Linked DNA regions of Homo sapiens: region 2 is linked to region 1. The links are chromatin contacts, found by Hi-C or POLR2A ChIA-PET in ENCODE. All regions are on one chromosome and are shown on one strand. Each heading gives the region's core, a stretch centred on a gene start or an enhancer-like site at or near the end of the contact. The rest is flanking DNA. Distances are from core to core; before and after follow the strand shown. Region 1 holds the start of STXBP5L (syntaxin binding protein 5L). Region 2 has its middle 36 kb from the start of NDUFB4.

Evidence for each region. A loop is a pair of places that touch in the nucleus more often than their neighbours do. ChIA-PET counts read pairs that join two places held with the same protein, here RNA polymerase II (POLR2A). Pooled maps may share reads with other maps.
Region 2: a map of IMR-90 shows a loop between it and region 1 (6-fold over the local background). The contact joins the enhancer-like site here to the promoter of STXBP5L in region 1. A Hi-C loop is called at or near these places in 6 of 168 maps with a recorded cell type or tissue (IMR-90, PC-3, dorsolateral prefrontal cortex and 3 more), 6 of 37 single-sample maps with no recorded cell type and 20 of 50 pooled maps. POLR2A ChIA-PET finds 5 or more read pairs at or near these places in 3 of 52 experiments (WTC11 and endothelial cell of umbilical vein).

What each region holds. Positions count from the first base shown.
Region 1 is chr3:120,906,593-120,909,993 of GRCh38, forward strand. It overlaps STXBP5L (syntaxin binding protein 5L), which reads left to right and starts at 1,613. Exons shown (of 27, transcript NM_001308330.2): 1 at 1,613-1,742; 2 at 2,979-3,175. The coding sequence starts at 2,987. LOC105374069 (a long non-coding RNA gene) reads right to left here and starts at 1,501. Exons shown (of 6, transcript XR_924399.4): 1 at 1,437-1,501. RefSeq lists a silencer at 1,445-1,684.
Region 2 is chr3:120,558,235-120,561,635 of GRCh38, forward strand. No RefSeq gene overlaps it. Among named protein-coding and RNA genes, the nearest start is that of NDUFB4, 36 kb to the right of the region's middle. Within about 2 kb of position 1,582, at least 29 of the 41 ENCODE cell types and tissues checked have a DNase peak (open chromatin) inside an H3K27ac peak, as active enhancers do; they include IMR-90, PC-3, dorsolateral prefrontal cortex and 1 more, where a contact is called at or near this core.

The DNA of each region.
Region 1 (3,401 bases), core at 363-2,862:
TGGAAAAGAGTAAAAAGATACCTGTTGTTAGGGACCCAATACAGAATTTGGAACCCTACCAAGATCTAGTTTGTGTCAGACATATCACTTATTTCCACCATTATTTTTACCCCTTTCAAACATTATGTAATTGGGTACCAACTCATATATCTTTAATAAAAAATATTAATAAACCAACTCTTCAGAACCCTTTACGTGCCTATTTTAAGTGAAATATTGTGCCTGGTGCTAAATAATCTAGGAGAAATATACAATTCCATGCTTGCCTTCAAGAAGGTTACTGTCTAGCTGTGGCAATGAGAGACTACCAGCAGTGTAGGGAGTCCCAAAAGGAGTGAAATAGTCATTCAGGACAGAAAGATTCAACGTTGAGCTGAGGATCTGAAAAACTGAGCTCTATTTCATCTTTACCATTTCTTTGCTATGTCCTTGGACAAGTCATCATCCTTCAAGTCTCCTGCTTCCTCCTTCCCACTCTCTCCCTTGATTGAGAGAAAAGAGAGAGAGAGAAGAGGAGAGGTGAAAAAGAAGAAAAAGAAGAAAAGAAAAAAAGAGGTCAAAGATTGTAAGATGTAAGACAATATTTGAAATGATCACTAATGAGTTCTGTTGTGATGCCCAAATTGAAGTCTCAGTTAGCTGTGACCCGCTGAACTGCCATTCATTTCGCAAAGACATCGGGGTCCAAATTTTCCCGAAGTCAATAGCAGGTGAGGGCTCAGAACCAAATCTATCCTGATACAGTTTTTTTTTCTGCACTGAATAATACATCTTTCAAAATGATTATTGTGACTCACAGAAATAGCTTAAAATATATTCTTGATACGGTTTACAGAGTGAGAAATATTTCTTTAAAGAAATTAAATATCTTTGTATATGTGAGGATGATGGGGAAGGAGTAATTCTACTTACTAGAGAGCAAGGTAAGCAATCAATTCCTTAGGCTCTAGAAGGCTATATATTCTGAAACTGTTGAAATACAATTCTCCTTGGCAGATACGAACCATTAAGCCATTATTGGTAACAGCAGGGGTTAATCACAGATACAAGTTGAGTGCAGGTAGCAGGAGAGTGATGGGAGCCAGATAGATGCTCCTGAAGACCGGGAAGAGGCTCGCAGAAGTGAAAAGGTGCAAAACACTTGCTCAGTTCACCATACTGTCCAGAGCCATACCTAAGGTAAGCAACGCTTCCCGCATCCTCAGACTCCAGGCGTCCAAATTCGCACGCTTGCAGGCATTCTATTGATTCACACTTGAGTCCTTCAACAGGTAGCGCCAATTACATCCCCCAGAGCACGACCCCCAGCATACTGGCCAATACCGCTGTCAATCAAATACCTCACCTACTTCTCTAAATTCCCCCCTCCCACTGTCATTGGCTTTACCTTCGGCCTATCCACAGATTTCTTCTGCCCTGGAGACCACAGAACTTACCCTATCGAATCTAGGATTGGCGCCGAAGCTACTCCCGCCCTTTGACGTCCCCGGGCACCCCGCCCCCTTCACCTCCCAGCTTTGCCGGGGAAGAAGCAGGGCGGGGCAAGCTAGGGGCCGGCCCGGGGGCGGGGCCTGCCTCCCACGGCGGGAGGGCGGAGCCTGCTCTGGAGCCTGACTGCTCGGTTAGGACCTCGGAGAGCGCCAGGCGCCGCGACCAGAGGGCCCAGAGAAGCGGCCGGAGCCCGCCTACCTCGGCCCCCTCAGCTTCCCGGGCTGGCAGGCGGCTAGAGGCGTCTGAGGAAGGTGCCTAAGTCCTGGGTCAGATAGTCATCCCTCTGGGACGCCGCCGCCGCTGCCGCCGTCCAGCTGTGGCTCCCTCGCACCTGTGTGTGTCTGTGTGAGTGTGTGTGTGTGTTTGAGAGAGAGAGAGACAGAGAGAGACAGAGACAGAGAGCGAGCGCACCAGCGCGCGAATGCCCGTGTGAGGGTGTTTGTGTGTGTTCTGGCTGGGAGCGCGAATGCCTCGGCGTGAGGTGTTTGTGTGTTCGCGCGCCCGCGGGCGGGCGAGAGCCCCGCGCCTCAGCGCTGGGCCTGGGGGAGGGACAGCGGGAGCGGCGGCTCTGCGCGCCCAGCAGGCTGAGGCGGGACTCGGGCCGCAGCCGTCGCCGCCACCGCTTCACGTCCCCCGAGAGCGGCTGCCGTGCAGCGGGGAGAGCGGACGGCGGGCGGGCGAACAGGCGGGAGAGCGCGGCGGCGGCTGCGGGCAGAGGTGGAGGGAGGGGAGCAGGAGATGGGGAGAGGGGGGAAAGAGGACGCGGGGAGGGAGATGAGGGGGAGGTGAGGGGGAGGCGGAGGGACAAGTGGAAACAGACGGTGTCGCCGTTCTCCTCCTCCCCCCCTCCCCGGCAGCTGTTGCTGTGGGTCACTCGCAGATGTTTTGGGGTCCGGGCTGCTGGGGGATGGGGACTAGAAAAAGTACCCCCCTCCCCGCCTTTCATAGTGACAAAAAAGGAAGCGTTGAAGCTGATGGGGGAAGAGCCCGGAAGGTGGTGGCAGAGTAAATACCGGCTCCCCCAACGTCGTTTTTCTGAAAATAAAATACTCTGAGCCGAACGTTTCGAAGAAGGAAAGTCCGCCCTTAAGAGAGAGACAGAGTCTTGGTCTGTTGAACTCTGGTTTGATTGTATAATAATGATGATATAATGCTAATGACGATGATGACACTGCCTTTTATTTTTACCCCAGTGCTGATAAAGCGTAGTTACAGCTGGGGATACAGTCCTTGAAAATCTGATGTGTGAGGAGGGAATACTGTTGCTTTTGGAGTTGTGTTATATTTATCTTTTTTTAAAAAGGATATGCTTTTTAGAATTAAAATTTGGCAAAACGAATCCTGACTCTTTTTTTCCAGTCGGTCGTAACCAATGCTCATAAAATGGGGACTGACTTGACTAATGAAAAGAGAAAGGCTTTTACCAAGGTCTAATTGCACGTGTTAAGTCACCTCTTTCCCTTTTTTTCCTTTGTATTTCTCAACAGTGTTTAAAATGAAGAAGTTTAATTTCCGAAAAGTTTTGGATGGCTTAACTGCCTCCTCCCCTGGCAGTGGTAGCAGCAGTGGCAGTAACAGTGGTGGTGGGGCTGGAAGTGGTTCCGTACATCCGGCGGGGACTGCAGGGGTTCTCAGAGAGGAAATTCAGGAAACTTTGACTTCGGAGTATTTCCAGATTTGCAAGGTAAGTTTTGAATTGGCTTAAAGCCTATTATTTCTTTATTATACTGTTGTAAGGAAACAAGGGGGGAAAAACATACCAGGAACAGGAAACTGTTGAGATGTCAGCATCAGAGTCTGCTGCAGAAAGCTCTGTGGGTAGATCAGTTTGGCTTAATAGATATTTTAGGCGTCAACTTAAAAAGCAATGATAGTTTAAGTGGGAAATGAGCACACACAAAAAGTAGAAT
Region 2 (3,401 bases), core at 332-2,831, 350 kb before region 1:
TCTCTGTAGTTCTCACCTGAAGTCCCTCAACCCCAAATCCTAAGAGTTCCAGTATGTTCTGGAAACGAGGGGGGTGGTCTCAATTAGAAAACAAAAATCAAAACGAAACAAAAACATGTAAACAGAGGTACGGTCATTCTGGAGTTGGTATCTTCTCTAAAAGACCTGGAAGACCCGTCCTGCTGGCCAGGGAGGAGCTGACCATTGGAGGTCAGGGGTTTGGGGGAGGTGGGCAAGAGCGGCGGCAGCCAAGGGGAAGAGGCAGCTGTAGGGTGGCACGGCAGCCCACTCCGAGAACAGAGACGGGGAAAAGGAAAGACATGACTGCACAGCCAAATGTGGCAGAGTTAGCCACTTTTGCAGTATGTTTTAAATTTTATTCAAAGTGTTATATTCTGCCAGATCTTGAAATATTTCAGAGCTCAGCCTGTGGGTGGGTTCAGCTCCATATATTTTTCATTAACATCTACTAGTAGGCCTAGGATAGTACAGAGAGAAAAGAAAGAACCACGCCAGAAACACAGATAACGAAAAAAAACCAGGCTGACAAAAAGATACATAGGGAAAGATACAGGGAGATGCTGAGAAAAGCCGTTTTCTAGGTGCGGAGGAACACAGAGTTCTAGGAAGCAATTTAGTCAAGAGATTCAGGAAAGCCTATTAAGACGGTGTCCTGCGAGACGCTAGTTGCTACCCCAGGTTAGAGATCAGGCGGTCCTGGATTAAGCCTCCCCGAACTGAAAACCGAACAGAAACCGCAAAGCTGCATTGTTTTGTTTGTCCCTTGGTTGGGCTCCGGGCAACCAGCGCGCTGGGGTTCTGACACACTGCCTGAGCGCCCCCTGCTGGCCACTGTGCAGAACTTCACCGTCTGGGCCCAAGGTGAAATCGAATTACGTAATTTCTCGAGCTTTGCACACCCCATTTTTACATTTTTATTTATTTTTTATTTATTTTTGTATTTTCCCAAGCTCCTGGCTTCACTGAAGCCTACTGTCTAATGCCAGCGCTTGAATGCTCTGACTGCCAAGGTCCTAAGGCCCAGTGAGGGCAGTCCTGAGAGACCCAGCCTAATGAGAGTGCACGCAGGGGCTTGGCTGAACATTTATGAAACACGTGCCACATACAAAGTGCTGCGGAAAGGCCCAAAGGGATTTCATTTGGCTTTTCGTCTTCTTGCCTCAAAAGGGAGGCTAGAATTAAACTGCCCTTCTGGGGCCGGGGTGAGAGCCCTTCCCCGCCCAGTTCTGACCTTCGGAGCAGCCTTCCAAAATAAATCCCCAGAAGAGCCTCTCAGGGCACCAGCTGGCGCGCCTCCCTCTTTCCTTTCGTTATCTCTCTCCCTATTCATCTTCTCTTTCTTCTCTGCTTGGAGAGGAGAAATTGCAATGTGCAAAGCCCCTGGGGCGAGAGGGAGAGAAATACAAGTCTCCCCAAATGCCAAGCCTATGTTACTGCTAAGAATAGCCTTTATCTCTGGGAGGAAGCGCAGGAGACCTGGTTCCTGTTTCTCTCTCCCTCTCCCTCCCTCCTTTCTCCCTCTCTTCTCCCTCCCCCTCACACCAGATGAAGGTTGATTATAAAGAGGGCAGTGAGCCTGTCTTTCCTAAAGTGACTGAGACTTGAGTCACAAAGGCTAGAGAGGGGATGTGGGAGGAGAGAATGAGAGTCCAGAGGCAGGGTGGGAGGGAAGGGAGAAGGCAAGAGCAGCATGGGGGAAACAGGAAGAACAGGACACGGGAGTCTGCAGCCAACTGATTGACAGGGGTGGTGGGACCCTCAAGGAGCGTCCCTGAGGTCAGCAGTGGGGGCAACTGGGGCTTTAGGCACGCCCCCCCCCCCCCCCATTCTGGCAGGACACAGGCATCACCTTGAGGGATGGGGACAGGTTTCCAGACCTCTGGCTAGTATATGGGCTCACAGTAAGCAACTCTCATCTCCTCAGAGATTAGAAACCCAAATTATGTCTCTAAAAATCAGGTTCTTTCAGGCTGGGAGTGGTGGCTCACTCCTGTAATCCCAGCACTGTGGGAGGCCGAGGCGGGCAGATGGCTTAAGTTCAGGAGTTCGAGACCAGCCTGGGCAAAATGCAAAAACCCCATCTCCACAAAAAAAAAAAAAAAAAAAAAAAAAAGCAAAAATTAGACAGGCATGGCGACTTGCGTCTGTGGTCCCAGCTACTCAGAAAGCTGAGGTGGGAGGATTGCTTGAGCCTGGATGGCGGAGGTTGCAGTGAGCTGAGATCGTGCCACCGCACTCCAGCCTGGGCAACAGAGTGAGACCTTAAAGGTCAGAGGCACAGGGTGAGAACATCAGAAAGGATTCTCTTTCCTTTGTAATGAAGAATTAAACAGATGTTACAGTTAACTGCCTTGCAGGAGTGACCCTCAGGGAAATGGGGTCACATGCTTTAGTATCTTCATTACCTGCTGGGCCCCCGCCCATTGTTTCTTTCTTTTGTCCACCTTCCCTCCCAGCTTGCCCTCTTTCCTCTTTTCACGAGTGCAGCTTTTTGCCCACACCGTCAGTGATGTTCCCCAGCTCTGGGCTCTGGCTTCCTCCCCTACTCACCTTTCCTGTTGCTCCTGGATCTGCTTTTCCGGTCAGAGTGCTTTTGTGGAAGGAAGGGGAAGAGGATGTTGGCATATCTGCTTGGGGATCCAAATGTCTGATGCCTTGCAGATTTCTAACAGGACTAAGAGATATCTCATAGAGTTTGAGGAGAGTCAGGCTCTAGGTCTTTCTTGACTCAACATCAATCTGCAAAGCACTGCTGAAAAATTACTAGACATCTGACAGCCCGTAAGTTGTATTATCTCCTATCTTGAATAGCCCTTGTCCACTTCTACCATAGAAAAGTATTTTAGTGACTCATGAGTCAATAGGAGCAGAGGGGCCTTGGCAGGCACTGCATAAATACATATTATGGTTATTTATCACGAATGAAGATGGCTCATAAATAACTGAAACGGGCCCAGTTCTGCTTCTGTTGAATAAAAGGAAAAAAACCCACAAACATCAAAGGATAAAAAATAAAAAGGGAACGCTCTGCAGAAGATGACATTACTTTGTGTTCTATAGCTGAATAAATTGTAGCAATTGCTAAAATGCTCCTGGAGAATGATTTTAGAAGAGACCTGCTCAGCGGCCCCGAGTTGTGGGTCTGGGCTGCTTGTGACCAGCAGAGGGCAGACTTCAGTTATAAACGGAAGACTGTAGAACAGATAGTGGGGAAATGTAATTGATGGTTCAAGGTTGTAAACTGCTTATTCCATGGTGTAAATACTCACTTTGGGCCTATGCATACCCCCAGAGATCATAGTCCAAGATTCTTGATAGGTTACAAGTGACTAGATTTCAAGGAACCAGCTCTTTGTAATACATATTTATTTGTTTGTAAG